2 separate regions of the Mus musculus genome follow, and region 2 is linked to region 1. The links are chromatin loops, found by intact Hi-C in ENCODE. Cell type or tissue: left cerebral cortex. All regions are shown on one strand. Links, peaks and the distances in the headings refer to the core of each region. The heading gives the core; the rest is flanking DNA. Region 1 holds the start of Gm40374 (a long non-coding RNA gene). Region 2 holds the start of Gm33308 (a long non-coding RNA gene).

The links. A loop is a pair of places that touch in the nucleus more often than their neighbours do. Peaks named below come from ENCODE experiments on the same cell type or tissue, not always from the same donor. Only the 100,000 strongest peaks of a DNase experiment are listed, where the experiment ranks them.
Region 2: a loop joins it to region 1, with 1.9 times the contacts of the local background. A loop is called at or near these places in 22 of 42 quality-filtered maps.

Annotation. Positions count from the first base shown.
Region 1 is chr12:32,143,327-32,146,242 of GRCm38, forward strand. It overlaps Gm40374 (a long non-coding RNA gene), which reads left to right and starts at 41. Exons shown (of 3, transcript XR_872664.1): 1 at 41-118; 2 at 712-864. In left cerebral cortex, for the core only: a CTCF peak has its summit at 1,415; a DNase peak (open chromatin) is centred at 1,395.
Region 2 is chr12:32,244,691-32,247,606 of GRCm38, forward strand. It overlaps Gm33308 (a long non-coding RNA gene), which reads left to right and starts at 1,575. Exons shown (of 3, transcript XR_381433.1): 1 at 1,575-1,700. In left cerebral cortex, for the core only: a CTCF peak has its summit at 1,352 (motif pointing left); a DNase peak (open chromatin) is centred at 1,338.

The DNA of each region.
Region 1 (2,916 bases), core at 177-2,676:
GGTTATGCATCCTTCCTTTGAAGGAACAACCCTGTGTGCTTATCACTCCAGGGTCCCCTCCAGGGTCCCCTAGTGCTTATCTGTAAGCACAAGGACTCCACGTCTCTAACAAGGGAAGGTAGGCACTTCCTTTGAGTTGGCTGAGAATAATGTCAAGCATTGTTTGTTATCTTGAAGAATGCAATGGCAGTAAGATTTCAGAAGGAGAGTTTTAGGAAGTTATGTCTTCAGAATAGACTGCGGAGGGCTTAGATGAATGATCTGCATGGTGGAAGCTGTGCTAGGCTGACAGAGGGATTGCTGGGAGTTGGAATTCCTCTAGTCTTCATGATTGTCCATTACCATAGTGGTGGCTTTTGCTTTTGTATATGTCCTTCCGCCGGGTAAAACTGAAGCCAATTGGATTATAGAAAACTCTGAGACATTTGTTTGTTCCTTAAGGAGGTAATATTCACTCCAATCTGAAGAAATAACTTTCTAATAGGAAAGTTCTTCTGAGGATGTGGGAGATGATATTAATTTGGACATTTAATACTGTAAGCATTTGTGTGTTTGGACACACACATGCACATACACACACATATGCACACACACACAGACAAATGTGAGTGCGCGCCTGTGTGAATACAGGGAAGGGCGTGAGATATCTTATGTGACACATGTGGAAGAAATTAACATCTAAAAGTCTGCACCTTTTTTTTTTTGAGACAGGCTCTCACGAAGTTAACTGTTTCAGTTAGACTGATTGGCCACCAGACCCATAGGAAACACCTGCCTCTGCCTCCCACCATGCCGAAATTGCAAGTATGTGCTACCCCACCTTGCACTTATTCTGGGCCTGAACTCAGTCTTTATGTTTTCACGGTAAGCACTTTACCCACTGAGCCATTCCCCAGCAATAATTAGATCTTATTATGTATTATTTTGGCCTTTACTATAATTCTGAGCTGAAATCAGATACAAATGTACTTCTGTAAAAATTGATTTTCTGAAGAGAGTTTGATCAGTTTTTTTAAAAAAAAAAAAGAATGATTTAGTTCTATAGCAATGCACATTAGGATTGTGAACATAGGACCTGCTTGGTCTAAGCTAGAACATCAGCAAAGAACTTTCTTGCTATAGGATTAGGAAGGTCTTTAAACAGATAATGTCAAAACTGTCAAGCCAGGAGCAGTCTCCTGTACAAAAGGCTCTACAACTGGCTCACCAGAAGCTCAGCATTACCTTCTAATTTGGCCATCCAGAGCCATTTTTACATCACTAGGTAAAGAGGAAAAGCCACATTCTCTCCTGGATGGGAAGAGACTGCTTGCTCCTCCAAGAAAGAGAGCTGAGGGCTGGGGAGTGGGTGCCAACTCGTCCAAGCCACTTCTAGTTTGTTAACTCTGACCCCTGGGGGTTGGACTCTGCAAGTGCAACTGCTGACGCCCACAAAGGCACTCCACAGACCATGACAGAGACGCTGGCATACCTGCAAGGAGAACTCTCAGGGAACCGACAAAACAGAGAGGAAAAGTCATTTAAAAGGCACCTAGAAAAAGAGAACCCATTAAAATAATAAACTCAAACGAAGAGCTTTGTAACTTACTGGTAATTTTCATCACTCAGATAAGAATGCATTAGTGACAAAAATCATACATGTTTGTCAATATTACTCATAAAACAAACATTTACCAGTGCATCACAGAACTAGTATACCAAGGACTTCCAGGTGGGTTGGTGGCACATGCCTTTAATCCCAGAACTTGGGGGACAAAGGCAGGCAAGTCTTTGAGTTCCAGGCCAGCCTGGTCAACAGAGAGAGTTCCAGAATAGTCAGGGACACCTAGACAAACCTTCTCTTAAAAAGGGAAGAAAGAAGGAAAGAAAAAGAAGGAAGGAAGGAAGGAAGGAAGGAAGGAAAGAAAGAAAGAAAGAAAGAAAGAAAGAGAGAGAGAGAGAAAGAGAGAAAGAAGGGGAGGAGGGAGGGAGGAAAGGGAGAAAGGAAGGAAGAAAAAGAAAGAAAGAAAGAAAGAAAGAAAGAAAGAAAGAGAGAGAGAGAGAAAGAAAGAAAGGAAAAGAAAAGGGAACATTAAGCACCTACTGTATGCCAGATAGAGATAACTGTACTGCCACAGGTCCATGTAAAATGGGCTAAAGGCTCTGGAGACACTTGCATTGACAATACAAAGAACTACTAGAAGTAAAAAATATTAACTTTAATAAAGGCAAAATAAGTGTAAGAATGTAAAGGTTCAAATATGAGAGCATACCAGGAGGACTACAGGAGAGTCTGTCCTGGAGAGCATAAGTATTCCTCTGTCTTCTGAAGGCTGAAGGTGAATTGCTCAGACGGCAGGTCTTCATAAGAGAATGAATGGCTGTCAGTTGAAATGACCAAAGCCCTTCCCATCAGATCCAAGCACAGATCACGGGAAGAGGGTCCTTACTTGAAAGCATCTTCTAAAACCCCTCAAAGAAAATTTCCCCTGCTAGTTCAAATGTTCAGCCATGGTTCACAGGACAAACCTGGCTACCCATAGAACGACCCCTGAGCTGGGGTATTTGGAGAACGGGTCTCATTGTGGGGAAAGGAGAGCAGGAAGAATTCTGATATGGATATAGACATGACAGGCAGAACTGTGTGGTTGCTGCTAGGGTATCTTTCATTTAGTTTGACCCCAGGCATTGAATAATGGACAATCAAATGGAAATTAATAAAAAAAATGCAAAGCCTTCCAGAACATTCTTTCAACCTTTAAAAGAATGTGTATTCATTGTATTAGGTATGGGTGTTACAATACATGACCAACTCTGATGAAACCAATACTGTGTTGAGGGAATGAAACAAATGACAGTGAACACCGACGAACAATACGACAGAAACAAGGAGAGAGAAGACTGGACAGGACGAACAGACTAGAATGATAAAATGGA
Region 2 (2,916 bases), core at 157-2,656, 100 kb after region 1:
CTCCCTTAGACTATCCCAGTCCGTATATCCTATAGTCCCTTTCAAGGTCACGTGCAGTTAAAGCAGAATAGCAAGGAAAAGGTGGTAGAGAGATGGATACTGGATACTGGATACTCGCTGGATACTGGGCGAGGATTCTGTGACACGCCCCACCCCCAAGCTAGAACAATTCATTTGCAAGAGTGCCTAGCCCATCTCTCTAAGATGGTGGTTGCTTGTCGCAGAGAAGGCAGATACAACACTTGCTATACTCACTCCCCGGGGATGGTCACTGGATGCTGCCCAACCATCTGTAATGGGGTCTGATGCCCCTTTCTGGTATGTCTGAAGACAGCTACAGTGTACTCACATACATTAAATAAATAAATAAATAAATAAATATTAAAACAAAACAAAATCTCTGGCTTATTTACAACACCTCATACCAGGGAATGCTATGTAAATAACTCTATACTTTTGTCATCTGTGCAACCATCCTGGCAGGAAAGAAGATATTATAAAGCAATACCCATGTCTCTCCTGTCAGCTACCAGATAATGGATCTCAAGAAATTGCAGTTTCCCCAGAAATCGTATGCTGGAGGAAGGGAAAGACTGAAGCCTGAAGCTACCGGAGGAAGAGATTTCCCATGGTTCTGACAACTTGTCAGACCATCTTGCAGGGCAGATAGAGCCTAGACACTAACGGGCCAATGAAGTCAACCTTGAACAGAACTGCTTAGTTAGGCATGCCTTCGCCCTCTAAGCCCAAACCTGATGTCAAGACCCTGCAGATGGATCTGGGAGCCACTGGACTTCCTTATTTGTTCTTCCCTTTTCTGTTTTCCAGTCCTACTTGTTAGTGTAATTGACCTAGTGAAGACAGGTGACTGAAACCAAGGTTTTTGGGGCCGCCAGAATCCCAGGCTTTGACGCTAACATCTCCAGAAATGTTTAGAGAACGAAGTGTGTGTGTGTGTGTGTGTGTGTGTGTGTGTGTGTGTGTGTGTTTAGTGCAGTTATAACTTTCTCCCAACACCTTTAACCCATGTCCCTGGAGTCTGAGGGAACAGTGCCCAGTGTGTTTGCTGACACAACTGATTGTAGCTTTGCTGAGTCCTGCTGGGTCACTGACAAGCTCCGGGAACTCCTGGAAAGACAAAAGCCAGATTTTTGTTTCCAGTCACCTCATTTTATCTCTTATAATCTTACTTGGAATTGAACATAGATCCCTTTAAAAGTTACACCTTTAAAGGCTCATGTGTAAATTTTGCCACCCTGCCTTCAATACTCATCTTAAAACTGGAGACTTTCTAATGTGATTAGTAAATTAGTCTGTCAGAGTCCTAGGAACATTGTCTTATGCTGACACCTGCTGGGCAGGTGGAGAATAACAGATACCTGTAACTTTCTAGAAGCAGGAAATTTCTCTCTCCCATTACCTTCATCATAGCTTTAGGCTTGCCTAAAGCTTTTACTCTTTCTCCTCTTAAACCTGGGGTATACATTGGAGTTTGGAGTTTGGGTTTCTGGAGTGTAGCAATTCTATTGACACGATTATTGTATTGTTGCATGCCTGCCTTTCAGAACCATTGCCCCAGTGACGTGGGCCCAGAGAAAGTTCTGGAACCACTCTTCATATTAGATTCACCTGGCTGGTTGGCACTGTGAAGAGTTACTAGATCTGGGCGAAGCCTCCTAAGGGCAGAAGAAGCAGCCAGGGTTAGAAGCTATTTTCTTCAGGTTCTTCCAGGGAGCCACTGACCCACAGATGGCTTCGAGTGTTTTACCGCCCAAATAAGACCTTTGTTACAAACCATCTGACTGCTTCTATTTAAACATGTCATCTTTCATTTTCTCCTTAATGTCAATATCCTATTAATTCAATTCACAAAAAGTGGGATTCTGTGTGCCAGTTGGCTATATTTTGATGAACTCTCTTGTATGGCACTTTTTGCTTATTTAGTAAATTTAATAATGAAGTGTAGTTTCTAGAAGTTTCTGGAGAAAAGGAAGATCGATTTGGAGAAGAAGACAGTAGCCATCCTGTGAGCCAGTGGTGTGAAATTGTGAAATTGTTTAATGTGTAACTGGGCATGAATTGACCCTGCTGTTATCTGGGGCTTGGAGAAATGGGCTTTAGCTGAAAACCAAATGTACAGTCTGAGTGTGTCAAGTTTGGGCAGGCCATCTCAGGGGAGGAAAGGACATGGGGTTTGCATCCAATCAGATCCAGGTGTGAAAGCTGCCTGCTTACTAATTAGGGGACCCTGCAGCTACCTAAGTCTGTCGCTTCTGTTTCTTCACCCGAGTGTGGGTGAACAGCAGCACCCTGTTGTATAGTATTCTTGGTAATTCAGTGGTATCCTGCCTGGTGCATCAATAATATAAAGTTGTTTCCGTTCCTGTTTCAAAATACAACGTTTGTTTTTTGTTTTTTTTTTTTTTCTTCTTTTGTCTGTGCCTGGGCATTTTGTCCCCTACTTAAAATGCTAGATGCCATTTTTGAAAGGTCTGAACTCCCTACTCTTCTAGGTTTCTGCTCGCTACATTTTTTGCTGCAAATATTTCCTTGCTCTTGTCTTCTCAGACTTGAATTGAACTTAATAATGTCTGTTTATAGACTTTAAAAACTCGTCCTGGGGATTTGTTGATTAAGCAAATATTCATTAAAAGTAATCCTACACAGCACTAGCACCACAACTAGAGCAGTGAGCACAACAGAGCTCAATTCCTACTTTTATAGACTCGGGGTACAGAAATACAGGAAAATAAAACATATGGTTTGTCAAATGCTCATTAGGTGTTATGTGAAAAATAAGGTGGAAAGGGGGATGGGGAGGGAAAGAGGGAGGGAGGGAGACAGAGAAGAGAGAGAAGAAAAAGGAGAGAGAGAGAGAAGAAAGAGAGGAGAGAGAAGAAAGGGAAGAGTGAGAGA